Linked DNA regions of Homo sapiens: region 2 is linked to region 1. Evidence: read pairs that join two places in POLR2A ChIA-PET (ENCODE). Cell type or tissue: Panc1. All regions are shown on one strand. Each heading gives the region's core, and the rest is flanking DNA. Links, peaks and the distances in the headings are about the cores only. Region 1 has its middle 85 kb from the start of LINC01891. Region 2 overlaps SAG (S-antigen visual arrestin).

Region 1 (16,083 bases), core at 5,119-9,118:
GGAGGCTGAGGCAGGAGAATCGCTTGAATCTGGGAGGCGGAGGTTGCAGTGAGCCGAGATTACACCATAACACTCCAGCCTGGGGGACAAGAGCAAGACTTGGTCTCAAAAAATAAAAATAAAAATAAAAATATATAAATAAATAAATAAATAAATAATCTACCTATGACCTGGAAGCTCTCTCTCCCCCAACCCCTTGGAGTTGTCCTGGCTTTCTGGACCAAACCAATGTATTAATATATCTTAAATGTATTTGATTGACAGGTCACGTCTCTCTAAAATGTATAAAACCAAGCTGCTCCCCGAACACCTGGGGCACATATCCTCAGGGTCTCCTGAGGGCTGTGTCATGGGCCATTGTCGCTCATATTTGACTCAGAATGAATCTCTTCAAATATTCTACAAAGTTGGACTCTTTTCATCACCAGACCCATTGTCTGTGCTTATGTGAGGAAATGCAAGTAGAAATAACTGAATATAGGCTGGGCACGGTGGCTCACGCCTGTAATCCCAGCACTTTGGGAGGCCAAAGTGGGTGGATCACCTTAGGTCAGTTGTTCGAGACCAGCCTGGCCAGCATAGTGAAACCCCCTCTCTACTAAAAATACAAAAATTAGCCGGGTGTGGTGGCAGGTGCCTGTAATCCCAGCTACTTGGGAGGCTGAGGCAGGAGAATCGCTTGAACCCTGGAGGCGGAGGTTGCAGTGAGCTGAAATCACACCATTGCACTCCAGCCTGGGCGACAGAGCAAGACTCTTTCTCAAAAAAAGAAAAAAGAAAGAAAGGACTGAATATTGACGTAGCCAGAGTTTCTTTTCCTACTCTCTTCCTAAACTCAAAAAAAAAAAAATTGTTTTCCTTGAGAGAAGCTTTAAACAAAAATGATGGCTTTGATCCTTCTGTAAAGAATTGTCTTCTCATCCCAGCACATCACGGCCATTCTGCATCCATCCATTCTGCCCTGGGACTCCCTTCCTTTGGATCCACCAGGTGTAAAAGGCACCAAGCTGCCCTGATCTGGCCCGGCTGGTTTCGTTTATTTGTTTGGTGACAAGGTCCATTTACTGCTCTCCCCCCTGCTGACCATCCTAAATCACACTGCCATTCCAACCTGTGGGATGGGAGACTTCAAAGGGCTGGGTCTGAGCCCTGCTTAACATTTGTGAATGCTGAGTCACTAAGACACTTGAAAGGGAATCTCAGCAGGTCCCTTGAGAAATTGCCATTAATTTTGTAGCCAGAAAAGCTTTAGAAATATTTACTGCCCGTCTTCCCTTTTGCTGAGGTTTTTAGCAAACATTAGAAGCAGCACTAATGAGCTCCACAATCCAGCGTCTGAAAAGCTCTCTGCAGTGAATGTTCAACCCCAGAGGTGGGGCAGCAACTCAGAAAAGATCACCATTGAAAAGAATGAATTTGAGCTCTCACAGAGTTGCATGTGAAAAATGACTTATCAGGAAGCACTTCAGGAAACTTGGACAGGCTTAAACTATGAGATCCTCGGTGTGAAATTGTTTTGTGGACAAACAACATAAGTGACAGAGGTTTTCTGCAACACAAAGAACTATTTTTAAACTCTGCTTAAAACAACAACAACAACAAAAAACACCTGAGGGTGATTTTTCCTTTCGGAAGAAAGATACAGCTCCCCATAATTCCTCAAGTCCCAAGCCCCGAGAAGATACAGCTGAGAAGTCCATCCTGGCTGAGCAGGAACCAGCAACCCAGGGCAAAGCAGAAGAGGTATTAGCAGGGCATCTTGGATGAGGAAGGCTGGATTCCACGGGCTGACAACTGTTCTGTTCTTTGAAGTCTCTATTATTGAAAAGTTGATGCTTGAGCAACTGCAGATCACGACCACACTGAGAGTGCTCTGACATTCGCGATAAGACCTGGCTTTTGAGAAGGTCCACGTTCCTCTCACTTGGTCACTTGGGGTGAACCCAGGAGCAATCCCTGTTTATTTACCTTTGTTATATTTTGATGCAAATTCTTGTCGAACTGTGATAAACATCTAGACTAGAAGAGACCCTGACTGCTTCAGGCAAATAGAACCTGTGTCTCCAAGGACTGTGTCCAAAGAGTAGTAGAATAGCACACTAAGTTTGCAGATGACGGGCACCTCTACGGCCATCAGGGAACAGGCCCCAGGGAGGAAAGCATGCTGAGAGCCATTGATTTTTTTCCCACTGGAGGCTGCTGCCTCCTTGGACCTGGAGGCAATCAGAGTCCCTCTTGTAAAGGGAAGTAAAAACTTAAAGTGGCCAAGCATGGGGGCTCATGCCTGTAATCCCAGCACTTTGGGAGGCCAAGGTGGGTGGATCACCTGAGGTCATGAGTTCGAGACCAACCTGGCCAACATGGTGAAACCCCCGTCTCTACTAAAATAATACAAAAATTAGCCGAGTGTGATGGCAGGCGCCTGTAATCCCAGCTACTCGCAAGGCTGAGGCAGGAGAATCACTTGAACCTGGGAGGCGGAGTTTGCAGTGAGCTGAGATTGGGCCACGGCACTCCAGCCTGGGTGACAAAATGAGACTCTGTCTCAAAAACAAACAACAAAACAACAACAACAACAAAACTTAAAGCATTACAGTCAGAGGCGTTGGAATCAGCAACTCCATCTTGAGTAGGGGCTGGGTAAAATAAGGCTGAGACCAGCTGGGCTGCATTACAGGAGATTAGGCATTCTAAGTCACAGGGTGAGATAGGAGGTCAGCACAAGATGCAGGTCCTAAATACCCTGCTGATAAAACAGGTTGCATTAAAGAAGCTGGCCAAAACCTGCCAAAACCGAGATGACCTCTGGTCGTCCTCATTGCTCATTATACACGAATTGTAATGCATTAGCATGCTAAGAGACACTCCCACGGGCGCCATGACAGTTTAGAAACGTCATGGCAACTTCAGGAAGTTACCCTATAAGGTCTAAAAAGGGGAGGAATCCTCAGTTCCGGGAATTGCCCACCTCTTTCCCGGAAAACTCATAAATAATCCACTCCTTATTTAGCATATAATCAACAAATAACCATAAAAATGGCCAACCAGCCCCTCATGCTGCTACTCTGCCTGTGGAGTAGTCATTATTTTATTCCTTTACTTTCCTAATAAACTTTCTTTCAATGTATGGATTCACCTCAAATTCTTTCTTGCGTGAGATCCAAGAACCCTCCCTTGTGGTCTGGATCGGGATCCCCCTTTCCTGTAACATTACTAAAACTGAACAAGACAAGCATTTATACAGTGTTACTTTGTATTTCATTGCTTTTAATTTATTACATTAACCCCATTTCTATGTGCATCTTTAAATATACAGTTTTGTTTTCTAAGAGGCCTTTATGTTGTTAAATAAGTCCTTTAGAGAACATATAAATTATCCACCAAAACAATTCGTCATAAATTTTTGTTATTGTTGTCTTAGCACGGGACTATGGTACATTTGCCCCTGTATCCATGGGGGATTTGTTTCAGGACCCTCCTCCTCCCCGTCCAGATACCAAAATCCACAGATACTCAAGTCCCTGATATTAAATGATGTCGTATTTGCAAATAACTTGCACACATTCTCCTGTACACTCTAAATCATCTCTAGATTACTTATAACACCTAATACAATGGTAATGCTTTGTAAATAGTGGTTTGCTGTATTGTTTAGGAAATAATGACAAGATAAATTCTGTACATTTTCAGAATGGATGCAACTATTTATTGTTACTTTTTAAATATTTGACCTGCTGTTGGTTAAATCCACAGATGCAGAAGCTACAGATACAAAGAGTCAACCATATTTTACTTATTATTATAAAATATAGAAATGTATGCATCAGAAAAAGAATGTCTCCTAATTTTATTCCTCTGAGTTAACCACCTTTAATAATCAATATATGTCATGCTAAAACCATTTCTATGCATATGAAATATTTTGTCAAAATAATCTAAGCAAGGAACTTTAGAACTGACTTCAGATAAATAAAAATAATATGCACATTTGGAAAAAACAGCACAACAAATTAGATCATGCTACATATTCTCATCTGCAATTTACCTTCTTTTAATGATGACATAGTATTTCACTGAATGGATATTTCATAATTGAGCTAATTAATTCCCAACCGATCTAACTGTGGGTTGTTTCCAATTTTTTTTTTTTTGCTATTAAAAGTAATGAGCTTTCTCAAACCAATACCTTTAGATATTTAGGCTATTAATTCCATAGGATAAATTCTGAGGAGCAGAAATTTTGGACCAAATAATATGGACATCTTTCAATTTCAATCACTTTAAATGTTTGATTTTCCTATTGCCTTTTAATGTGCCACTATCCCAATGTGCACCACCAACTCCCTGATAACTTTTACTTCTCTCTCCTGCCAATGCCTTTTAGTCTTTATCACAGAGGGGGGAAAGTAACTAAATGTTGACATTGATTATCTCCTCAGGTGTCGTTATGTTTCTGTCTTACTGCTTTCTCCATAATTTAATTTCCAACATTTCCACCATGATTATGAATTATTTTAGAGTTTACTAGAATGAAGTTTAAGTGCTAAGGTTACTTTCAGAGGTGAGAGAAATTACTTTTGATTACAGATTAGGAAAGATTTAGTAAAGACTGTAACGCAGGAAAATGCCTGACTCCAAATACACGGTAGAGTTTCTGAACAGGCAGGAAGTATAGAAGAGAACAGCTGAGACCCAGAGAAAGAGGCCATGTTAATAATGATAGGGTGCATAGAGATTTCTGCCCAAGGAAGATTAGTAGGGCTGGGCTTTAGGAACACAAACCTTGCAGGAGTGTGTAGAAGAAACAGGGCTGGGGAGAGATCAGCCCTAAAACAATTTCAGGATTCCAGGCAAGAGGTAACGAAGGCTTAAACTAACATAATATAAGGAGCTAGAGAGAGAGAGGAGACAATTACACCTAAAACTGTGGGGGGAGAAATGTGTGAGCTTTGTGGGGCAACATTTTCCCTACATAAGCAAACAGAGCTGCAGGGTCCCCTTGCAGAAGCAGCTGTACTAGATGGAAGCAGGTTTTTCTAGCTCAGCTATTTGTGAAAAGTAAATCTGAGCTTGGAAGGCCTGGAAGCATTGTGCAATTTCTCATTTGAGAGAGGTCATGCTCAGGCTAGCAAAAAGAGGGTAATTTCAACCACAATGAGTGCCTTTTCCCTCCGGAACATTGGGTTTCTCCAAAACATCAAAAAATGCATGTGTGTTAACAGTTTCATTTCTAGATCAATATTTTTCAAGGAGGAAAAGAAATGACAATTTAGAGAAAAACAAAACAGAAGTTGTTGAAACTCTCACCACTGACCCTCCCATTTAATCACCAGAAATGTGGTACCCAAGAGACGGAGCAGCCCTTAAGTTCTCATTCATTTTTTTTGGGGGGGCTGAATGCATTCCCTGTTCATTTCTCAAAAGAGCCACATGAAATAGCCCCGTGAAGTGCTTCATCAGAGGGGACAGCATTTTTTTTTTATTTTTTATTTTTGAGACAGGGTCTCACTCTGTTGCCCAGGCTGGAGTGCAGTGGCATGATCATGGCTTAATGCAGCCTAAACCTCCCAGGCTTAAGTGATCCTCCCACCTCAGCCTTCTGAGTAGCTGGGACTGCAGGCACACACCACCGTGCATGGCTAATTATTGTACTTTTTGTAGATATGGTGTTTTGTCATATTGCCCAGGCTGGTCTCAAACTCTTGGACTCAAGCCATCTTCCCCCCTCAGCCTCCCAAAGGGCTGGGATTACAGGCATGAGCCACTGCACCTGGCCAGGGACAGCATTTTCAAGGTAAGTCTCTGGAAACAGGACAGCCCCCTAAATCACTGCCTTATAACCACAGAAGTTTATTTCTTGCATGCATTACAGGTTGGCAGAAAGTTGGCTGTGGCTCTGCTCCGTGTATTTCCCACAAGCAGATTCCACTGGGGCAGCTGATTTGCGGGGAGTGATGTCCTCATGTCAAAGGAGAAAGCAAGAAAGCAAAACCAAAACAAACCCCAAAATCTGACAATAGCCCTTAATAGTTCAGCTGGGAACTGGCTCCCTGTATGACTTCTGTTCACATTTCAGTGGCCAAAGCAAGTCACTTTCCCAAGCCCCAAGCCTATTCTCAGCAGGATGGTTCATTGACTCCACCCACAAAAGGTACTGTGGCTGTGCTCATGGTGTACTGCACAGGCACCTTACAGGGGGAGGGGGCCAGTAGCTGAGAACAATAATGCATTCTGTGACCAGCCTTGAGGGGCTGGAAATTGAGGCACCAATGCTTTCCCTCTGCCTATTACACCGCACTTCCTCTCAACACCCTACCCAGATCCTGGCCCGTCTGATTGGATCTCTGATTCCAGAGCTGGGACTGTGGTTCTTACCTCTGGCACTTCCTCTCAACACCCCACCCAGATCCTGGCCCATCTGATTGGACCTCTGATTTCAGAGCTGGGCCTGTGTTTCTCACCCCTGGCACTGCCTTTCAACACCCTACCCAGATCCTGGCCTGTCTGACTGGACCTCTGATTCCAGAACTGGGCCTGTGTTTCTTACCTCTAGCTGGATTTCTATTCCACCTTGCAAAGGACCACTTAGTAGCATCAGCCTTCCAGCCCAAAAACATCACCTCTGGATGTACCTCCAAGACCAGAATGACATGCTGGTACAAAAACACAACCTCAAATCCAGTTCAAGCTTAGCACCATTTTTGGATCCATTAAATTAGATGGTTAACTTTCTACTTTCCAGGACCTATGTTCAAATTAGTGTCTCCTTCTAAGATCCTCACCCTTCCCAGCTTCTTCTAATTCTCTGTTGCCCCACTGCAAGGTGCCAACATGCTTTTCAGCCAGTAGAAGAGGCAGGAAAGATCTTTGTTAGTTAGGGCACCTCTGAGTCACTGCATGAAGGGACCTGTGGCTGGGAGGCCCCACCCTCCCTCCTCCTTGCTGGGCCAGCAGGGGCCAGAGCTCATTTCCAATTCTGCCCTGTTTGTGCTTGTTCTTTTTCCATGTAGTATTATCAAGAGCCCGTTTTTATGAGCTGCAACAGTGAGGTCTGTGCAAATAAACTTTCTGAGTAATAATAACTGTCCTAAATCATTTGCTCAGGAACAAACAGTGCTTTGCAACTGGCACAATCAGCTCCTCACATCTGAGTCAGGTTTGTAGCCTGCTTGAAGTGGATGCATGAGAAGGCTGCAGTGCTTTTAAGGGAACTGGAAGTTTCATTCATTGACTTGACAACCAACAAGTAACCAGAGAGAATAAACCAACCAACCAACAACAACAAATAGGATTACTTGCAACAAGGAAAGCAACTTAGACAACCCCAAATTTAAGAAAACAGAGGAAGAAAGGCGCCCACTCCCTCGTCATCTTGGCTATCATTATTTTTTAATTTTGCTCCAATCCCTTTTCATGTAAAATCTAAGAATCGCTGTTACGTAAACTTTGGTATCCAGCTTTTTCTTTTTTTAAAATTAACATCAATAGATTTTCTTCATCATAGTTGCTTTTTGTGGCTGAATAATTTTTCACATACCAAAAGGATTGTACGCATGTTCCATAATTTACTTAGCCAACTCTCTTACTGCTGAACACTTAGGTGATTTTTACTTTATATTTCTGCCATGATAAACAATACTATTATGAACACATTTATATTTTCAAATTTGTACATAATATGAGCTTGTGATTATTTGATTTTTTGGGTTTTTTTAGGCATTAAAGCTAGAATCACAATAGTAGGGGTAGAGAATGATACTACGTATTTACAAAAAACCTAAGAAAAATGATGCTGATTTTCTTGTATCTTCTGGAATCTGTAGAAAAGGCCACCCCTTTAAGAGCTTATGACCTGCTACCTGCAGCTGACAATGGGTGTGCTATGAGAATGAAAGTTGGATGAACGTGTTGTAAGAAGAAAACACATCTTCCCCTTCTACCCACCTTAGGTTCATTGGCTGGGTCCCCTGTAACCAAATGCAGATTAATAAGAGCAAAGTCAGCCGGGCGTGGTGGCTCATGCCTGTAATCCCTGCACTTTGGGAGGCCAAGGCAGGCGGATCACCTGAGGTCAGGAGTTTGAGACCAGCCTGGCCAACATGGTGAAACCCCGTATCTACTAAAAATACAAAAATGAGCTGGGCATGGTGACTTGTGCCTGTAGTCTCAGCTACTTGGAAAGCTTGAACCCAGGAGGTGGAGTTTGCAGTGAGCCAAGATCGTGCCACTGCATTCCAGGCTAGGTGTCACAGTGAGACTCTGTCTCAAAAAAAAAGCCAACAAATTTATTTAATAAGTTTTACATGACACAGAGCCCTCAAATGACATGAAGACCAGAAGAAACAGTTAAACCTGTGTGTTTTTATGCTGTTTGATAAAAGATGAGAAAGCCATGGAAGGATGTGGTAGGTTAAAGGGGATGAGTAAACTGAGGGAAATTTAGCAAGTCCTGTGTGTTCAATTCCTCTCCGTGCCCCTGTGTCTTCAGAAGAGGGGCACCTCTCACATGAGGGTCTTGTGGCCTGCTTCAGGGGAAGGTCAGAGTGCAGGGGAAGGTCAGAGTGCAGGGGAAGGTCAGAGCGCTCTTCTTGCACTTGCCACACCTCAATATATTTTTTTTTTAAGAGACAGGGTTTCACTCTGTTGCCCAGGCTGGAGTGCAGTGGTGCAATCATGGCTCACTGCAGCCTCGAACTCCTGGGCTCAAGTGATCCTCCTGCCTCAGCCTCCCAAGCAGCTGGGACCACAGGTGCATGCCACTATACCCGGGTCATTTTTTTTTTTAACTTTTGGTTGAGACGAGGTTTTGCTATGTTGCCCAGTCTGGTCTCAAATTCCTGGCCTCAAGGGACCCTCCCACCTCTGCCTCCCAAAGTGCTGGGATTATAGGCGTGAGCCATCTCACCAGGCCTATAGTTCTTTGGCTTAAAATACTCAATGTGCTAACATGCTGTACTTTGAGGTAGTGTGCCTTGAATCCCATCAGTGTCCTTCTTATCTCTCATATGCAGGCTTATTTGTAGAATAAATGGATCCTCCCAAGAAGGGTTCATGGAGAAAATTCCCCCTTGGGTGTCAATATCTGAAAAACATGGCCCTGAAGTGCATATTGTGTTTTATTTTACAAACATTATGAATCCTGTAAACTAGTGGTGTGGATGTCTTGGCTTCAGCTAGCAGAGAGCTGGTGCATTTGTGGCTCACTTCTAGCTAATATTTAGGATCATTTGTTATACATTTTTCTGCTAATCATACCTTTAATTTATTTCCAGTATGCTGCTGCTATTTAAAATTATGTTAAAAAGGAATTCTTGGTAATGTAAAAAAAAAAAAAAAAAAAACCTCAGAACACAGTAGTGTATGCTCTATACAAAATGACATTTTTTAAAAAGACAGAAAAGGGCCAGGTGCAGTGTGTCTCACGCCTATAATCCTAGCACCTTGGGAGGCCGAGGTGGGTGAATCACCTGAGGTCAGGAGTTCAAGATCAGCCTGGCCAACAAGGTGAAACCCTGTCTCTACTAAAAATACAAAAATTAGCCAGGCGTGGTGGTGGGTGCCTATAATTCCAGCTACTTGGGAGGCTGAGGCAGGAGAATTGCTTGAACCCTGGCGGCAGAGATTGCAGTGAGCCAAGATCATGCCACTGCACTCTAGCCTGGGCGACAGAGCAAAACTGTGCCTAAAAAAGAAAAAAAGACAGAAAAGAAATACATCTGGAATTAGAAGTGAGTACTGGGGAGCAGGGGGGATTATGGATTATATTTTTCAAGCTAGCTTTTGTGAAGTTTTTAAAACATGAACATGCATTACTTTTATAAGGCTAATGGGAAAAACCATTAGCTTTGGAAACCAAAAAAAAAAAAAAAGAAAGCAAGTGAAGATCCCTCTGTGCACATGGGGCCGGCACCATTTACCTGTAATGGCATCAGGAACATTAGGAAATTGGAAACGGGAGCATCAGCACTTGCACAATTTAATAATTTGCTGATCACTGCCATGCATTAGACTTTAACTATTTTGTCTACAAAGCATGAGCATGCCTTTATGTAGTTAATGCAGCCACATTAAACATTTATATGATGTCTATTTTCCCAGGGCTTGTTTGTTTTCACTTTTTCATATCGGGAGCTGATGCAGCTGCTCTCTGTCTTCTCAGGTGAGGCTCCTGCAGGTGGAGAGGCAAGAAAGCCTCCTCTGTGGCATGCCCGAAGCTGCAGAGAGCTTCTAGGCAGAAAAGTTTGCCTTTTTTTTTTTTTTTTTCCCTCTTTCTCTCCCCTCTGCCCTCCCAGGGCATTTCCTGGGTGTCACGCTCGTGTTTCATTTTGATTGATGCTAATGGCATTTTCAAACTGCAATTTCCCAGGCTTACTTAAAAACCATACTTGGAGATTGTGATAGCAATGTTTCCAATTAACACAACACTCTTCACCCAAGTTTTCAATACTTGGTTAATTCATGGAAAATGAACTCAAAGGATTTAAGAAACTATTTCTCTCCCAAAACAGTTGTGCATTGGAAACACGATCAAGTTCTGAATCTCTAAGCATATCCTGCATGAAAATTAGCTCCATGAAATTAAGCTTCCTTTTTTATTTTTTTGAGACAGGATCTCACTCTGTCACCCAGGTTGGAGTGCAGTGGTGCAATCATGACTCACTGTAGCCTCAAACTCCTGGCCTCAAGCAGTCCTCTTGCCTCAGCCTCCCAAAATGCTAGAATTACAGGCATGAGCCACCACACTCGGCCATAATCCCTTTCTTATGCCTCCTTCTTAGGGTTGCCAGATAAAATATAGGGCATCCAGTTAAATTTAAATTTCAAGTAAACAACAAATAATTTTTTTTTAGTATAATTGTGTCCCAAATACTGTATCATTTTTCTCCCCTAAATGATGAACCTTCCCCTCTGGTTAGAACTGGCCATGTCCAGAAAGGAAAATTTGATCAGTGCCTTATTGCCATAGTGGTGTAGTTGAGATCGGATTTGGCAGTTTAGACAAAATGGCTCATTTGATGCTTTTCTTCAAGGACAAGGTGATTTTTACTCTGTCAAAAACAAATTAAAAAAAAAAAAGTTGGCCTTTGCCAATTCGATCTTTAAACTTGTTGCCATTTTGTTTTTGATTCATGAGTCATGATGTACCCAGCTATGAAACAGAAAAGGTGCTTTGCCCCGTGGGCAGAAGAGTTGGTTTTTGTAAGGCAGCTTGAGCAGGAACAAGGAAATAGCATAAGACAAACCAGAGGTGGGGTGGCATCAGGTCACCTCAGGCTGCCTTCCTCACAAGGATTGAAGCAGAGGGACTTTCTTACCACATAGCTTACAACTGGATCTCCCTTCTGATTTCTCAAATGTCAGATAAACAACGTCGTTTCAGTTTGGTGACATGGAATTTAAGTATGAGTGACTCCATTTTGGAACAACTCTGTGGGGCTGCTTGGAAGCCCCCGGAGAGAAGCCTGAGCTGCATCTCACCGTGTGTTTCATCCATGGCGTGCTCCCAGCTCTAGCGTGCGTGGAGAGAGGTCATGGAGTGTGGTTGCTTTACTTTCTACAAAAGTTCCGAAAGCAGGAGCCCACTGGGTGAGCTGGGGAAGGAACAGAATGGGAGGGGGAGAGAGGAGGAAGTCACTGCAGCTCGTGATCTCACCCCTAAACCTTCTGTTAGTCAAGTTCCTAGCCCCACAAAACGCTTGGTGTGAGTAGATACCTTATGTAACTGGTGAGGTGCCTGGGCTTTTTTATCATTGTGTCTAAGGGATGGAACAGAGGCAGCTCACACAGACTCAGAAGCATTTAGGACAGAAGAGACCACGAGGAGGAGCCCCCTGGGAACTTGCAGGAATGGTGGAAGACTGACAACGTCCCCCTGACATCTAGGTTACAGTTTTAGAGTAGACGGAGCTGTGCATTTGGCAACTAACTGCCTCTATTCAATTCTTGTATCTACTACTACTAGCTGTGTGATCTTACGCAAATAACTTAACCTCTCTGATCCTCAGATTTCACATCTTTAAAAACAGAATATTAACACCTACATCCAGGGTCTCCTTGAGACTTAAATGAGGCATGGAGGTGATGCACCCGGTAGGTAGTAGGAGTCTCCAATAAGTTAGTTGTCTTTTTCTCTTAATTCCACTATTTCTAGGAGGTGAATACACTAGAAAAAAGTTTGTACAGCTGAATAACTAATCATACACAAACAATGTGGTGAACAATTCTTTTCCTACAACTTTCAGGTTACAGAGGAGGGGCGGGGAAAGATGACGTCACAAGAGCAGGGTTAGTTGCACCAGCAAATGAGGCAGGTTTCCGTACCCCTGCAACCCCCGCCTTGCTGCACACGTGCACACACATACACACACGCACACGCTCAAGAATGGGTCCTCCATCCTCCAATGCCAACTTTTATTATAGTTCAGTCATTTGAAATTACTCGTACCAAGTCTTTTCTCCATTTTTGTGCATAATTGAATAATCCAGCTACTTAACAAAGGCCTTCGTGTATCTTTATTCTTCCTCAAACCCTTCAAAAAAATGTATAACTTTTGCCAAAACTTATCCAGAAGTACCAATGTGCTTGCGATTAGGACTTCTTTCCAGTTGAGCTCACTGCCATATCTAAATCTGTGTTAGCTACAGACTCCACACAGAGAGACCCATGAACGAAAACTCAATCTACACCATGGGCATCAGGGCTGCTTTCAAGGGTTTGATTCAACGACAGTCTTAATCGGAGTGCACAACAGCTGGTGTAAATCCAAGCCTTCGCCTTGGCAAGAGAGGAGCTGCTTTCAGAGCAGGCCTGATGGGTGAGGCTGGAGAGGCAGGCTGCCTTTCTGATAGAGCTCATCAGGGACTTCCCATGAGAGCCGCCCGCAGTGCCTCAATGCTGAGATAGAAAAGATGAGTTTAGTGAGAGCTCAGAGTGGTTGTACATAAGCAAAACTGTGATCTCCCAAGAGAAGGGCAGAGATGGCCATGCAGATGGCTGCAGGCACATGCAGATGCCTGTGGCTTTGTCCTCTCCCCTGGAAATGCAGAAGAGAATGGTTCCCTTGTCCTCTGCTCTCTCTCAACCATCCTGCAGGAACTTATAAGAAACACCTTTGTCATCGCCTAAAGGGAGTGAGGAGTGAACTGTAAATCTCAGGTCTGGTGTAACGAGATGATTTTTGCAGTAGGATAGAACATTTTATCAATCCTAAGAGCAACATTCCAGTCTTTTTTCAGATAGGACCACTCCGCTAGCATAGATTTAACCCAGAAATTAGGAACGCAGAGGACTGATTGTATCCCCAGTGGCTCTAGCCAGAAACAATTATCCACTTGGCTCATTAAAACAAGTAACAAATGGCTAATTGTCTCCACAATTTGCCAAGTGCTGGTTCAGTTACTTGTGCCTGTGAACTCAGGAATATGAAGAGAGGCTGGCAAGAATAGAAGAGGAACTAAAATTCTGCCATACATAGATGGGTCCATCATTTTATTTTTTATTCTCTTCCTTAGTGTGGGGAGAGTGGAGCAGGGGGTACAAAAAGAGAAGGATTGAACAGGATGACCCTATGTTACTTTCTGTGTTTCAAGTACTATGATTCATGGTGAAACAAAATGAATAGAATCATACCAGATCTGTGATCAGTTTCAGCAGAATATACATCATCATGAAGTCCCCAGGAGAGGTGAACAAGGAAGGAATGCTCTCCTCACGTTTCTGGAAGTTCCCTGAGGCCCTGCCCAGCTTCTCTTTGGTGATAGGTGAGACCCAGGTGCAGCAGCCCAGCCGTGCTGGGGGGGACTCGGCCTGAGCAGAAGGCAGCAAGAGGAACCTGGGTCCACCCTTCTGTCCTAGTCCATTAGTGCTGTTACAACAACATACCCGAGAATGGATAATTTATAAACAGCAGGAATTTATTTCTTATACTTCTGGAGGCTGAGAAGTCCAAGATCACTGCACCAGCAGATCGGGTGTCTGGTGGGAGGTCTCTGCATCATAGATGGGGCCTTCTACGTGTCCTCTCATGGCAGAAGGGCCAAACAGATGCACCCAAGCCTTTTTATAAGGTCATGAATTCCATTTCTGAAGGCGGAACCCTCCTGACCTAATCACCTCCTAAAGGTCTCACCTCTTAATGCTGTTGCATTGGGGGTTCAGGCTCAACATGAATTTTGGAGGGACACCAACATTCAAATCATAGCACTTTCCTTCTGAAATTATTGGTAGGATGAAGCTCTGGACTTCTGCCTAACACCTCCCTTCTTCCCTTTATTCTTCTGCATTTGCATCTAGCTTGATTTTTTATTTTTCCCAAATTTTCTGAAGATCAGAAAATTGTATCAGTAAATTTCCGGTGATAAAACACCAACAGCCCGTTCTACTCTTGCACAGTCAGGACGGGGTGTGTCTGTGCTGAGGACAACAGGCAGACTCAAGTCCTCTGTCTTCTTCAGAGACACCCTTGAGAGCAAACAAGGAAAATGAAAAGGAAGTTAATAAAAATAAATATTAGGCAAAAGATCATAAAAACTTTAAATGGGAATGAAATAAGAAAGAAAGAGACACAGGGAAGGAGAGAGATGGTGTCTGGGAGATCCTTCTACATGAAAAGTTCCCAGCAGGCAGAGATGACCCTTATTTATTAGGCTGGTGCAAAAGTAATTGTGGTTTTGCCATTAAAAGCTGCAATTACTTTTGCACCAATCTAATACCAGAAGACTCACTCTCTGCTTCTCTCTCTCTTTTTTTAGATGGAGTCTCATTCTGTCACCCAAGCTGGAGTACAGTGGCGCAATCTCAGCTCACTGCAACCTGCTTCTCCCGGGTTCAAGCGATTCTCCTGCCTCAGCCTCCCCAGTACTGGGACTACAGGCGTGCACTACCACGCCTGGCTAATTTTTTGTATTTTTTAGTAGAGACGGGGTTTCACCATGTTGGTCAGGCTGGTCTCGAAGTCCTGACCTCAGGCAATCTGCTTGCCTCACCTCCCAAAGTGCTGGGATTACAGACGTGAGCCACTGTGCCTGGCCCTCCCTGCTCTTCTTGTCCTGCACTGAGCATCTCCCACCTTCTAGCAGATCTGATCGATCAGTTTGTTCCAGTGTACAATGACTGATGAAGGCTGAAATATTAGTCATTTACATTATAAAAATGGATAATTGAAAAATGTGCTGATTATCCCCCCAAAAGCCATCGAAAGTAGCAGGCATTTTAGACAACCCCATTCTTGCTGGTTTCTCAACTTCATTAACCCACGAATGAAGAAAATAACAATATAAATGTTGAATTTGTGCATACGTGTTATTGCTGAATTTTATAAGTCATACTATTCTTTATATTCAGGAGCTATATTGAGCAAAATGCATCATGAGGAATGATTTAATTTGGATGCCTTTGTAAAACTCCATGGGCAAATTATTGCCAACCACAGTCGTCTGAACAATCTTTCTTGCTCTGTTATTTTTCACATTTTTCAAATTTCCATTGGCAACTGAGAAGCCCATTAGGATTATCAGGGCATTTTCCCCTTTTATCAGAGGACTCTTAAAGGATCCTTGAACTCAGGGGGGCATGAACCATTTAGCGTTGGGATGCCAGTGGGGTTTTTTGCTCTGGAAAGGAAATGGCAGGGGTATGGGGAAATGGGCGGTGTGTCAGGAAGCAACGTGTCTTTCAGATGCGGCATGCCTGAGTTTTAGGACAATTATTTAATGTGTTTGAATTTGTGTGTTTTGTGGATGCTGATGCTCAAAATCCACAAAGGCAGAAACCGCAACCCCTCCTAAGCTTTTCTTCCAAGCCATGCCTGACAGCACGCACATTGCCGAGAATGATTACTGAGCTCAGGGTGTGACCTTTTCAGGGGGACCCTCGGTGGGATGCTGCTTGGGAATGCAGCCCTCCCAGGCCACCAGCAAGGGTGACTAATGGGACCAGCTTTTTCAACTTCTTTCCCAAGGGCAACAGAGAAACTCCTGGGTAAGTTTTGATGGGGCAGGATGAGCACAAACCCCTTCCTAGGATCTTTCCCAGAGCTGCACATCTGCTCCTACCCACCACACCAGAATTTCACAACATTTCAT
Region 2 (13,846 bases), core at 4,501-8,500, 1.0 Mb before region 1:
TTCTCCTTTTCCCTTCTGTTTGGGCAGCATTAAGGAGGGCATAGACCGGACCGTCCTGGGAATCCTGGTGTCTTACCAGATCAAGGTGAAGCTCACAGTGTCAGGGTAAGTGTCCCGGCACCAACCCTCGGGCTGCTCTGTCCTGGTCTTAGATGGTCTGAACTTTTCCTTTCCTGAATGACTGGGAGACAGAAAGCAAGGAAAGGCCCATAGCTTCTACCAAGGATTACCAAGTAGAGCTTGGGAGAGATTCTGTTTGTCTAGTACCATGCTTCTGTCTGATAAAATGTCAGGTGGGAAAGGGTGGAGAAGCAGACTCTGAAATGTGTGCATTCTTAGCGCCACTTTGCAAAAATACGTGTGCATATGTGCATGTGGTAGAAGCTGATGTGCAAGAATGAGGATTAGTCAAATGTTATCCTTCAGAAAAGAATAACTGCTGTGAAAGAACTCTCAGTAAATCTTCATGTTTTTGCATCTTAGAAGGTATCCATCCATAAAGTGGGGACTTTCCCCTCCCCTCTCACACATGTAATCACAGGGCACAGGAGTCTTCTTTTCATACAAGAGTGCCAATATCTCAGAGTTTTAAGGGAACAGGTTTCCACTTTCATTTTCATGTGAAGCCAGTTTCTTCCATTTGTTTAATCTTACCAAAAGGGAAAAACTTGAATTCTCATTTTCGTTTCAAATTCCATTGCCAAAGGCTCTGGCCTTTTACCTGGATGAGCCTTGGGTAGTTCTGCCATCAAAGGCAAGTCTGTGCCTAGGTTTCATACTTCTAAGTAGTAAAGAATTCCCTTGAGGAAAATAAGCGTTTAAAAAGAGTTTCCCAAATTTCTAACAAAGTAGAACATGGGTCTATTTTGCATTTTTCGTTAGCATAGTGTTTTTTTTTTTTTTTTTTTCACTGTGGATAGTGCATAAAAGGATCTAAAAACAGGGTGGAGTTTCTTTTAGCAGTCAAGGAAAGCAACCAGCAGGTATTTCACAATGACCTCTTGTGACTTATCTTGAATGTTAGGGCTTGACTTTTTTTTTTTGAGATGTAATCTCTCACTCTGGAGTGCAGTGGCATGACCTCGGCTCACTGTAACCTCCACCTCCCAGGTTCAAGTGATTCTCCTGCCTCAGCTTCTGAGTAGCTGGGATTACAGGTGCCCACCACCATGCCTGGCTAATTTTTGTATTTTTAGTAGAGACGGGGTTTCACCATGTTAGCCAGGCTGGTCTCGAACTTCTGACCTCAAGTGATCTGCCCACCTCAGCCTCCCAAAGTGCTGGATTACAGGTGTGAGCCACCGTGCCCAGCCAACTTTTTTTTTTGAGACGGAGTCTTATTCTGTCACCCAGGCTGGAGTACAGTGGCATGATCTCAGCTCACTGCAACCTCCACCTCCCAGGTTCAAGCAATTCCCCTGCCTCAGCCTCCCGAGTAGCTAAGATTACAGGCGCCTGCCACCATGCCCGGCTAATTTTTGTATTTTTAGTAGAGATGGGGTTTTACCACGTTGGTCAGGCTGGTCTGGAACTCATGACCTCAAGTGATCCGCCCACCTCGGCCTCCCAAAGTGCTGGGATTACAGGCATGATCCCCCATGCCCGGCCTTTTTAAACTAATCATCTTGAGAAAGAGATGAAGTCACAGGTAATGAAGTTGAACATTAAGGGATGGGAAGACCCTGGATGTTGTGAGTTCGGGTGCAAGGGCCATGAGAGCTGGGCTGTGTCCTGCCTCTGAATCATGGGAAAGGGTCGTGTTACCACTGTGACAGTTAACGACAGGCGTTTGTTTGTGTTTTCTAGCTTTCTGGGAGAGCTCACCTCCAGGTAAGCCTGTTCACCTTCCTTGTTTGATTGTTTCTCAAGATATCAAAGGCAGCAAACTTGGGGCTCCAAAACGGTTTCTGATGAAAGCTGCTTTCTGGACAGTTGTGCTCAGAGGTGTTAGGAATGATGCTTTGCCTTCGGATGCATCACAGAACCGTGGCTCATAGGCGTTTCTTTGGGACCAGATTTCTTTGGGACCACAGCTAGACCTATGCCTGGGTAAGGACACACACATACACACCCAGAAAACTGGCACACTCCATGCAGCCAGCTTGTGTGTGTGTGTGTGTGTTTGTGTGCGGTAAAATACACATAACATAAATTTTACCATTATATTATTTATTTTATTTTTTGAGATGTAGTCTCACTCTGTGGCCCAGCCTGGAGTGCAGTGACGTGATCTCGGCTCACCGTGACCTCCACTTCCTGGGTTCAGGCAATCCTCCCGCCTCAGCCTCCTGAGTAGCTGAGATTACAAGCGTGTGCCACAACACCTGGCTAATTTTTGTATTTTTAGTAGAGACGGGGTTTCCCCATGTTGGCCAGGCTGGTCTCGAACTCCTGACCTCCAGTGATGATCCTGCCTTGGCCTCCCAAAGTGCTGGGATTATAGATATGAGCCACCACACCTGGCAAATTTTACCATTTTAACCGTTTTGTTTTATTTTATTTTATTTTATTTTGAGACAGAGTCTTGCTCTGTTGCCCAGGCTCGAGTGCAGTGGCATGATCTTGGCTCAGTGCAACCTCTGCCTCCTTGGTTCAAGCAATTCTCCTGCCTCAGCATCCTGAGTAGCTGGGATTACAGGTGCACGCCACTATGCCCGACTAAGAGCTGAGATGATGCAGTACATAACCTCAATGCCTGTCTCAAATGTTTCTTAACTTGCTGCTGCTTCGTGCATAATTTAAAAGGCAGCTGTCACTATTTGCAATACCAAAAGGTAGAAACAACCCAAATGTCCACCAACAGATGAATGGGATAAACAAAATGTGGTATATCCATGCAATGGAATATTACTGAGCCATAAAAAGGAATGGAGTACTAGTACATGCTACAACATGGATAAACCTTATACTAATAACACTACGCTAAGTGAAAGAAACCAATAACAAAAGGCCACATATTGTATGAATCCATTTACACACAATATCCAGAACAGGCAAATCTATAGAGATAGAGAACAGATTAGTGGTTATGCCAGGGACTATAGGGAGGGAAAATGAGAGTGACTGGTTAAGGGGGATGAGATTTTCTTTTTGGGTAATAAAGATGTTCTAGAACTAGATAGTGGTGATGGTTGCATAACAGCGTAAATGTATTTAATGCCACCGAATTGTGCACTTTAAAATGATGAAGCTGGGCAGGGTGGCTCATGCCTATAATCCTAGCACTTTGAGAGGCTGAGGCAGGTGGATCACTTGAGATCAGGAGTTCAAGACCAGCCTGGGCAACATGGTGAAACCCCATCTCTACTTTTTAAAAATACAAAAATTAGCCAGGCCATGGTGGCATGCATTTGTAGTCCCAGCTACTCGGGAGGCTGAGATAGGAGAATTGCATGAACCCAGGAGGTGGAGGTTGCAGTGAGCCGAGATTGCGCCACTGCACTCCAGCCTGGGCGACAGAGCGAGACTCCATCTCAAAAAAAAAAAAAAAAAGTTCCCACTGCATTGTCTTTCAGCTTGGGCCTGGGGATCTTTTGTGACTCTCCGCAGCCATAGGTCTTTGCTGTGTTACTTACAATTGTGTGTATGGGTGTTCACACCAATCTTCATTCTTTTTTTCTAGTGAAGTCGCCACTGAGGTCCCATTCCGCCTCATGCACCCTCAGCCTGAGGACCCAGGTCAGTTATGTCCTTTTTTAGCTTTCTTTAATTATTTGCTACTTGCAGATTTATTGTTGATGTATTTCTAGTCTTTCTTGACCGCATCTCAGAGCATGGGAGTGGCCAGGTGTAAGAGATTCCATGTGATCTACAAGGTGAATAGTCTGGGGGGAAGGGAGGGCCCATCTGTTCAGCGCTGAGCCGGGTAGATTATCCACCTTCAGCTGGAGTCTGCAAGATGTAGCATCCTTGCTCTTGGACAGGGACAATCTCGTGAGGTTTTATCATGAATGATTTAAGAGCAGAAGCTCTGCTGTCAACAGACCTGGATTTAGAATTAAAGATGATTTAGGTAAAAACTTAATTTTAGAGCACGAGGATTTTGCATTTCATTTGGAAACAAAAGGCCTCATGTTTCATTTGAAAGCATTAACAGACATTTAAAAGAAGATAATTTTTTTTTTTTTTTGAGACGGAGTCTCACTCTGTCACCCAGTCTGGAGTGCAGTGGTGTGATCAAGCTTACTACAGCCTCAACCTCCTGGGCTCAACCCACCCTCCTACCTCAGCTTCTGAAGTAGCTGGAACTACAGGCATACCACCACCCTTAGCTAATGTTTTTGATTTTTAGTAGAGATGAGGTCTTGCCATGTTGCTCAGGCTAGTCTTGAACTCCTGAGCTCAAGTGATCTTTCTGCCTCATCCTCCCAAAGTGCTGGGGTTACAGGCATGAGCCACTGCACCTGGCTGAAGATAACTGTTTTTTTTTGGGGTTTTTTTTTTTTTTTTTTTTTTCTGAGATGGAGTCTCTGTCACCCAGCTGGAGTGCAGTGGCACAACCTCGGCTCACTGCAACCTCTGCCTCCCGGGTTCAAGTGATTCTCGTGCCTCAGCCTCCTGAATAGCTGGGATTACAGGCGCCTGCCACCCCACCTGGCTAATTTTTGTATTTGTAGTAGAGACGGGGTTTCGCCATGTCGGCCAGGCTAGTTTTGAACTCCTGACCTCAGGTGATCCACCCGCCTCAGCGTCCCAAAGTGCTGGGATTACAGGCGTGAGTCACGGCGCCCGGCCTGAAGATAACTATTTTTGACAGTGGCAGTTATGGTAAGAATACAGAAAATACTAGAAAAGAGGGTCAGGCTGGGTTCCTGACACCTCAGCTCATTTGAATTATAAATCTACTGGCTCTTGTATGGATGCGAAATGATGCAATAGTTGTATGACTCTGAAAACATATAAAAACCACTAGACTGTCGACTGTGAAAAGGTAAATTGTATGATATATGAATTTGATCTCAATCATTCTCTTTCTAAAAAGGTAAATGAAGCAGCAAAAATAATATAGGTGAAATCTCAGAAATTCTGAAGAAACATTCTCTGCATCGAGGCAGCTTAGTTGACGGGAAAGAAAAACAGATCTGTCTAAATGAGAACTCTCCGTAGGTATAGGAATAAGGGATATTTTAAGTAAAAGTGGTATAAACAAGCAGGGTTTATTTTTCTCATACTTTACAAATAGCTTTTCTATATTGGTAGTGAAATGCCGTTTAAACATTAGAATGAGCCCCCACTATTCATTTTAGGTTTTGTCTCAACAGTACTTTGTTTCAAAATAGCTCTTCCAAATACTTTGGATTCAGATCCTCAATGAACTTTTCCAAAACTGTCCCTTGGAGAAAAATGTAGTCCAGCTATATGTTTTCAGTTCATTTATGCTTGTGTCATTAAAATGTTACTTTTTCATGGTGTGGGATTAAGATGCTTTCTGGTTCCTTTCAAGGACATTAAAAAGATAGTCACTTGAGGAGATGTCATAGTTTATGTTGGGTTGTTTTCTGGAACTTTGAGTAGACTTTATGCCTTAATTTTTTTTTTTTGAGACATAGTCTTATTCTGTCACCCAGGCTGGAGTGCAGTGGCATGATCTCGGTTCACTGCAACCTCCGCCTCCCGAGTTCAAGTGATTCTCCTGTCTCAACCTCCCAAGTAGCTGGGATTACTGGCACGCGCCAGCACGCCTGGCTAATTTTTGTATTTTTAGTAGAGATGGGTTTTCACCATGTTGGCCAGGCTGGTCTCAAACTCCTGGCCTCAGGTGATCTGCCCGCCTCAGCCCTCCAAAGTGCTGGGATTACAGGCGTGAGCCACCGTGCCCGGCCTGACTTAATTTTTTTAAATTCTTTTCCATATACAACTTTCACGTTCCAGTCATTATGGCCTTAACAGTGAACATATCACAATGTCAGGATGAAACAATGATCTTTTGTACTGTGAGATTTCTGGGAGCAAAGGTTAAGACAAATCACCCCATGGTTACAAAATTCTGATTTCTAGAGATATGAGATAGATATGAGATAGATGAGATTTCTAGAGATAAATGTCATCTCTCCTGTCTTCTCTGCCTAGTTCTCGGCTCCCTGAGTCTAGGCTGGTAGGATTCTAAGCAGAGAAAGCATAAGCTATATGTAGTTAAGCCCTGCTGGAGCCTGGGGACCAAGTAATTTGTGTGTAATAAGTGCTGTGACATGCTACCAAGTTTTTATTGTCCCCTGTCAAGGGCATCTTTACTGAATCCGAAGATGCTGATTTGATTCTTCCTTGTTGTCTACCTCTGCAAGGCTGATGGTCCCGCTTAGTGTAATTTCTTCGCTGAGCACTGTGGGCCGCAGGGTATTTCTTGCTCAGGGGATGTTTTGACAAGCTAGCCTCTCTAGGGCCCCTGTACGTAGCGACCCTCATAGACACTCCCTCCCAGTGCTGGCTTCCAGGTGGGCACCAGAGGCGAGAGTAGGGGCTCACCATCAAATCGCCGCTGTGCTCCCCAAAACTAGGTGGGCAGAAAGCTAAAAAAGTACAAAAACCATTCAAATTAATAGCAGTTAGTCTGGGGATACAACACATGTGAAAACATAACTCAACAACAACAAAATCAATATGTTAACAGAAATTGAAAACTTTGCGGCTGGGGGTTGGTCCTCAAGCTTTAATGCACACTCTAACCCTGGGGTGCTGGTGAACGTCAAGTCCCAGGTCTCAGGCCTCTGAAGCCTGACAGATGGAGGTGCCAGGGTGCACATGCTCACGGCACCCTGGCGACCCTGACCTCAATGGGGTCCCGAGGACATGGAAGGAGAAATACTTTGAAAGGCGAAGCAACTGGCTGGGCAGGGAGGCCAAGGCGGGCGGAACACTTGAGGTCAGGAGTTCGAGACCAGCCTGGCCAACACGGTGACACCCCGTCTCTACTAAAAATACAAAAATTAGCCAGGCATGGTGGTGGGTGCCTGTAATCCCAGCTACTTGGGAGGTTAAGCCAGGAGAATCACTTGAACCTGGGAGACGGAGGTTGCAGTGAGCCGAGATTGTGCCACTTCACTCCAGCCTGGGCAACAGAGCAAGATGCCATCTCAAATAAATAAATAAGAAAGGAGAAGCGACATCAGAGGGGGCAAGGCTGATCAGGGAAAGCATCCTAGAGTTGAGACTGGGGGGGTTTCATGTGAGGAGGTGAAGGCTGTGGCACATTGTAAAGGAAGCAGTGATTTAAAATGCAAGGAGAGGCCGGGCGCAGTGGCTCACGCCTGTAATCCCAGCACTTGGGAGGCTGAGGCTGGCAGATCACTTGAGGTCAGGAGTTTGAGACCAGCCTGGCCAACATAGTTGAAACCCCTTCTCTACTACAGATACAAAAATTAGCCAGGCATAATGGCGCATGCCTGTAATCCCAGCTACTTGGGAGCCTGAGACACGAGAAACTCTTGAAACCAGGAGGCAAAGGTTGCAGTGAGCAGAGATTGTGGCACTGCATTCCAGCCTGGGTGACAGAGAGAGACAGTCTCAAATAAAATAAAATAATAAAATAAAATATAAAATAAATAAAATGCAAGGAGAAAAGCTGTTCCAGTGGGAAAGGCAGGGAGGCAGGAATTACACGCAGTGATCATGAACTGCATGTATCTAGGCCTTATCTCTCAAATTGTAAAGTCACCTAAAAGGTAGACATTTTCTAGGTACAGCTATGATATAGAATTTAGACTAACAAATGTCTCTCTCTCCCTCTTCCCTGCCTCCCTTTTATTCCATGCTTACAGCTAAGGAAAGGTGAGTGAGCCTCTTGAATGTGGCCCTGATTTGTCCTATGCTCTGGGACCTTCTCCTCCAGCACAAAACCCTCTTTGAGTCTTTGCACATATCCCAAGCTCTCCTGCCGGCTCAGGAGGCACATCCGCTACTTCCCGTCTGCTCCCTAGTGCTTACGGCACGCACGCACCATTACACTGGGTGTGCTTGCTCACTCTGCGCGTGCCTTTGTTTTCTCCCATTGGTGCTAGTTAAAGGAATTTTAAACGAAGCCTTGAGGAAAATGGCGTGCCCCCATGTTCTATCATGGGGAAAACCTTGATCAGTTCCTTCGTTGCAAAAAGATCAAGGATCTTGTTTCAGTTTCAGCTTCAAAGGGCGTGCAATGATCAAAATGTTGTTTGTTTTATTTTAGTTATCAGGATGCAAATTTAGTTTTTGAGGAGTTTGCTCGCCATAATCTGAAAGATGCAGGAGAAGCTGAGGAGGGGAAGAGAGACAAGAATGACGTTGATGAGTGAAGATGTCGGCTCAGGATGCCGGAAAATGACCTGTAGTTACCAGTGCAACGAGCAAAGCCCCACAGTTTAGTCCTTTGGAGTTATGCTGCGTATGAAAGGATGAGTCTTCTTCCGAGAAATAAAGCTTGTTTGTTCTCCCCTGGGTCATGAGTTGGTTGATTTGTTGGGGAGGCTGAGTTGATGACATGACACAAGCTGCCACCATTAGGGTCCCTGGAGTGGGAGGGTTGGGGAGAGGGAGGCCAGCCTCCCACGGAAGGGCTCACCACTCCCATGAGGGAGAGAAGGCGTCTGGAAATCAATGTGCTCACCAGGTGGGGCCCTCGGTGTGTCCAGGGGCTTTCCTAGGAGTCCCAGTCTGAGCTGTTTCTCTGGAAACAGTGCCTTCCCGTCTGTCCGTCTGTCCTTCCTTCCTTCCTTCCTTTATTCCTCCCTCCCTCCCTTCCTTCCTTCGTTTCGCTCTTGTTGCCCAGGCTGGAGTGCTGTGGCGTGATCTCAGCTCACTGCAAGCTCCGCCTCCCGGGTTCACGCCATTCTCCTGCCTCGGCCTCCTGAGTAGCTGGGATTACAGGCGTGTGCCACCATGCCCGCCTAATTTTTTGTATTTTTATTAGAGACAGGGTTTCACCATGTTAGCCAGGCTGGTCTCAAACTGCTGACCTCAGGTGATCCACCCACCTTAGCCTCCCAAAGTGCTGGGATTACAGGCGTGAGCCACTGCGCCTGGCCACCAGTGTATGTTTCTAATTACCTGACCAGTCCCAACTTCCAGGCCCCTAAAGAGCCTCCTAAGTTAAATAGGGCAGAGAACATCTGTGGACAAAAATACTCTTGGTTAATGATTCAACTTTTGGGTCCAGGTGTCTGTTTGAGCTTTGGGTTGTTGGTAAAGTTCTATTCAATGCAAGAAGCAAAATCAGATTTGGTTAAATTAAGGTGGGGAGAAGGAATGTAGTGGGAGGACCCCGGTGTGATCAGAGAACTGAAGGACAAACCTGAGCTGCCACACCTGGGGTAAGCAGGAATCAGAGAAGCTTCAGGGGTCAGGGACCCACTCTCCAGGGCGGCTCTTCATGCAGCTCAGCACCATACGTTCCCAGCTCTGCGTCTCTTGGTCCCAGTGGGCAGTTATTGGGAAGGAGAATCCAACTGGCTCAGCTTTGGCTGGGAGGATCAACACCCCGTGGTCAGCGATGGCAGAGCCCAGCCCTGGAGATGGAGAGTCCCAGAAAAGGGGGTTGATTGTGAGTCACATGGGCTTACTTAGAGCGTGCTTCACTGAGACTGGGCGTGAGAGGCATAGGGGAGAGCACTCTGAGTGTCAGGGAGGAAGGTGAACTGCAGGTGGAGGAGGGATAATAGAGGTGATACCAGGGCCTTTCCTTTGTGGGGTCCCTTCCTGCCCTGAGGTACCCACCGGGCCTGCTGCTGATGGCACAGATACTGAACAGGCTCATGGCGGCCAAGGAGAGGATGGAGATGCATAGGCTCTGGTCCATCTCTGGTCCATGCTTTAAGGGAGCAGGGTAAAGGGGGGTTGGAGATTCCTCCACAGTTCAACCCACTCACAGAAGGCAGAGGGTGAGTGGGAGGGGTTCTAGATGGGGAGTACACGTGGATCAGGCTTCTGGGATGGAACATGGCGACAGAGGGCTGGCCAGGGTATGGGTTCCATACACATGAAGGTTCCCAGCATCTGGGGTTGTTCAGAAGGATTCCAGCTGTTCGGGTCCTGGAGATTGGGATTTAGATGAGGAGGCTCCACTTGGGAAGCTTGGATGGGATCCCAGACAAAGCGAGGTGTGGACCCGTGTGCTGGCTCACGCATCCTGGCATTGGGAGGAGGATTTATAATACACTAGACTACAGGTGGAAGATTGGTCCTTCAGGCTGCGAGTTAGCAGGATCAGACACAGTCCCTCGTTCTTTTTCTCTCTATGCTAAGGTAATGGTGCACGACCATTTCAACCCATGCTCCCCTCAGGGCACGCAGACAAGGGATGGCCAGGGTGGCACACTCCTCTGAGGATTCCCAAAGCTGTTCCCCATTGCACTGAGCCCTTCCCCTGTCCTCTGCCACAGCACACAGGCTGCTGTGTTTAGCTCCTGCTAGAGCTCTTGGGCTAGCCCAGGGCCTGGGATTCTGCCCTGTGGTGCCTGGTGAGAGGACCAGCCCGTTGGTTCCTGCATTGCTTGACCCCAGGACATCCTAAGTCAGGGTGGACGTTAATAAGCCCGACCTTTGGAACTACGTGGGTGAGAGAGCTGGAGGGAAGGGCTGGAAGACCAATCCCTGGAGAGCAGAGGTCAGCACAGCCCTTACCCTCCTAGTTATTTTGGTGCCAAAATGTCTCGATACGCCCTCCAGGTGCTGGCTTGTTTATGGCCTGCAGCTGGCCACGCTGGGGAGGGAGTTGGGGGAGGAAGCGAGCAGCCAGCTGCCCTGAGCAGAAAGTGGAAGCTTGGCTCAGCTCAGCCTGCACATGTGTGGGGCTGTCTACTGGCATGTAGTGTCCCTTGGTATCAGGAGGCAGGAAGTCTACGTGCAGGTTGAATGTGTGGCCCAGAGTTTTTGGGACAGATGCAGTGCAAGAAACGGGGTACAGAGCAGTTGAAGGTGCTGCATGGAGAAAGTTCTGCAACCAGCAATGAAGGGCTGGAGAAGGGGGATGGATCCCTGCTATTGATGGAGTGCCTACCTTGTGCCAAGTACTTCACATCTGACATGTAACCATTTCAGTAGTACTTATAAATCAGTAGCATCATTCATATTTCTTAGATGAGGAAATTGCGGTTCAGAAAGGTTATGTACCTTACACATAGGTCACACAGCTAGTGAGAGTCAAGGCTTGAATGCTGGTGTCCCTGAGTCTATAACTAGACCTTTGCCCACTGTATGGTGCTGAATGGAAGTAGGAGAGTTTGGTGGAGTGGGGGGAGGGAGATTAGCATTTAGGATTCAACAACAACTGCCCTTGGCCCTTGCTATTTTTTTTTTCCATTGAAATTTTCAGGCTGGGCGAGGTGGCTCATGCCTGTAATCCCAGGACTTTGGGAGGCCGAGGCGGGCGGATCATGAGGTCAGGAGTTCAAGACCAGCCTGGCCAACATGGAGAAACCCCGTTTCTACTAAAAATACAAAAAATTAGCTGGGCATAGTGACAGGTGCCTGTAATCGCAGCTACTCAGGAGGCTGAGGCAGGAGAATCGCTGGAACCCAAGAGGTGGAGGTTGTAGTGAGCCCAGACTGTGCCATTGCATTCCAGCCTGGGCAACAGAGCGAGACTCCATCTCAAAAAGAAAAAAAAAAAGAAATTTTCATTGAGAGACTTGCACATTCACATGCAGTTGTAAGGGGTAATACGGAGAGACCCCAGGAACGCTTTACCCAACTTCCTCCAGTGGCAACATCATGTAAAGCTACAGTACAATATCCCAGCGGGGTATCGACGTGGGTCCAGTCTGCTCATCTGACTGAGATCTCCACAACTGGATTTGTACTAGTGTGTGTATTCAGTTCTCTGCAATTTTGTCACATGTGTGGTTAATTCCTTTTTAGGGTGTCTGTTTTCCTACTCCTTTAACATTTAAAAAACCTTTCTTCCTTCCAGTTTCATTTCACAGGACTGAGTCGCATTTACTGATCTTTGAGGAGTAGGGCAGGTGCGGGGTGGGAGTTGGGGACATTTGGAAATGTGTATGGTGGTTTTTGGTTTTCACATGCTTGGGGACCAGAAGCTCTATGTCACATGCAGTGGAGAAATGTGCTGCTCCAAATGACAATCATGACCCTAGTTCAGGGTAAAAATTGGATGATTCCCATGTTTTCAAGTTTCCCTTTTATATTCTCCAATGTGAAGTGGTTCTTTCTGACAGGAGTTGCGCCTCTTCACTGACGTGTCACAAAGAAGAATTAGGTTGGACGTGAAGTGTGTTATTACTGCCATCTTGATATGCCCTCAAGGTGGGGTAGACTCAGGGAGCAGGCTGTCGTTAGAGATGATTCATAGTGTGACTCATTCAATAAAGAGGCACCGGAGGGAATGTGCTCTTCCAGGCCACCGCTTTGGGGGAGTTGATGTCTCAGCCCTTCCTGAGATCTCCAGGGGAACAGCGCTGTGCGCTCACCAGGAGAACAAAAAAGCTGCTTCATCATCAAAGAACATTTATGCCAGTTTTCTTTGCTTTAAGAATATAATTCTTACCAAGCCTAATCCTCTTTTTTTAAAATACACTTTTTATTTTGAGTAGTTTTAGATCTACAGAAAAGTTGCAAAGATGTTATACTGAGGTCCCCCACACCCAAAACCCCCTATTATTAACCCTTACATGAGTAGGGTACATTTGCCACACTGAGTGACTCAAATGTTGTTTCCAGTAAAATATACTTATTTCTTTCCAACTTTTATTTTAGGTCCAGGGGGTACATGTGCAGGTTTTTTACATGGGTAAATTGCATGTCATGGCGGTTTGGTGTACAGATAGATACTTTTGTCACCCAAGTAATCAGCACAATAATCCCCGATAGGTAGTTCTTCAATCCTCACCCTCCTCCTACCCGGGAATCAATATTGATGCATTATTATTAAACTAAAGCCCCATACTTAATTCTGATGTCCTCAGCTTTTACCTAATGTCCTTTTTCTGTTCTGGGATCCCATCTAGGAACCCACGTGACGTTTAGTCATCATGTCTCCTTGGCTCCTCTTGTCTGTGACAATCTCAGTACTTTCTGGTAATTGCAGATTTCCTCCTCTCCAGCCACGGTTTCTGCTTCTTAACCGTCACGTTCATGCCCTTGCCTCCTTGACTCTAAAATGATGAGTTCTGGGGCCTGGATGTCCCCTGAGCTCCTAACAGGTGTAGGCAACAGCATTTATTATTATTATTATTATTATTATTATTTTTGAGACGGAGTCTCGCTCTGTTGCCCAGGCTGGAGTGCAGTGACACAATCTCGGCTCACTGCAACCTCTGTCTCCGGGGTTCAAGTGATTCTCCTGCCTCAGCCTCCCGAGTAGCTGGAACTACAAGCGCCCGCCACCACGCCAGGCTAATTTTTTGTATTTTTAGTAGAGACGTGGTTTCACCGTGTTAGCCAGGATGGTCTCGATCTCCTGACCTCGTGATCCGCCTGCCTCAGCCTCCCAAAGTGCTGGGATTACAGGCGTGAGCCACCGCGCCCGGCCGGCAACAGCATTTTAATGGCCTCCCTATTTCTAGTCTTCTCTCCTATGGATCATTCTCTGCCCAGACACATGAGTTCCTCTGCTTTCCCAAACCCCCTTGCCAGCTCCAGTGCCCACGGGACTGAAGTCCTTGCCTCAGAGCAGGGCCGGGAGGCTACTCTGCATCCTGGCGCCGCTGCTCACCTCCCTGCCTCCCGCACCCGCCTTGCTACCGGCTTCACCAAAATCCCTCGTCACCCGCTCTGCTCACCTGGTAGGGGTAGTCTCCCCGTTTTTGCGTTTTCCTGGGAAACTCCCTTCATATCTGACCTCTCCATTCCAATCCCAAACCCTGCTCAGGTCACCCGGCTCCCCCGCGGAATGAAGGAATGAACTGTTTCTTCCCCTGTGCGT

The links. ChIA-PET counts read pairs that join two places held together with the same protein. Peaks named below come from ENCODE experiments on the same cell type or tissue, not always from the same donor. Only the 100,000 strongest peaks of a DNase experiment are listed, where the experiment ranks them.
Region 2: POLR2A ChIA-PET joins it to region 1 with 9 read pairs; 5 of 35 experiments call an interaction of 5 or more read pairs at or near these places.

What each region holds. Positions count from the first base shown.
Region 1 is chr2:234,362,035-234,378,117 of GRCh38, forward strand. No RefSeq gene overlaps it. Among named protein-coding and RNA genes, the nearest start is that of LINC01891, 85 kb to the right of the region's middle. RefSeq lists enhancers at 714-1,913, 1,011-1,741, 5,701-6,202, 6,203-6,702. In Panc1, for the core only: no CTCF peak of the experiment used is centred there; a DNase peak (open chromatin) is centred at 7,067; H3K27ac peaks cover 4,000 bases.
Region 2 is chr2:233,338,649-233,352,494 of GRCh38, forward strand. It overlaps SAG (S-antigen visual arrestin), which reads left to right. Exons shown (of 16, transcript NM_000541.5): 12 at 28-105; 13 at 1,807-1,830; 14 at 3,623-3,678; 15 at 7,755-7,764; 16 at 8,159-8,407. The coding sequence ends at 8,264. Among named protein-coding and RNA genes, the nearest start is that of DGKD, 8.9 kb to the right of the region's middle. RefSeq lists an enhancer at 10,853-10,952. In Panc1, for the core only: no CTCF peak of the experiment used is centred there; no DNase peak of the experiment used is centred there; H3K27ac peaks cover 1,598 bases.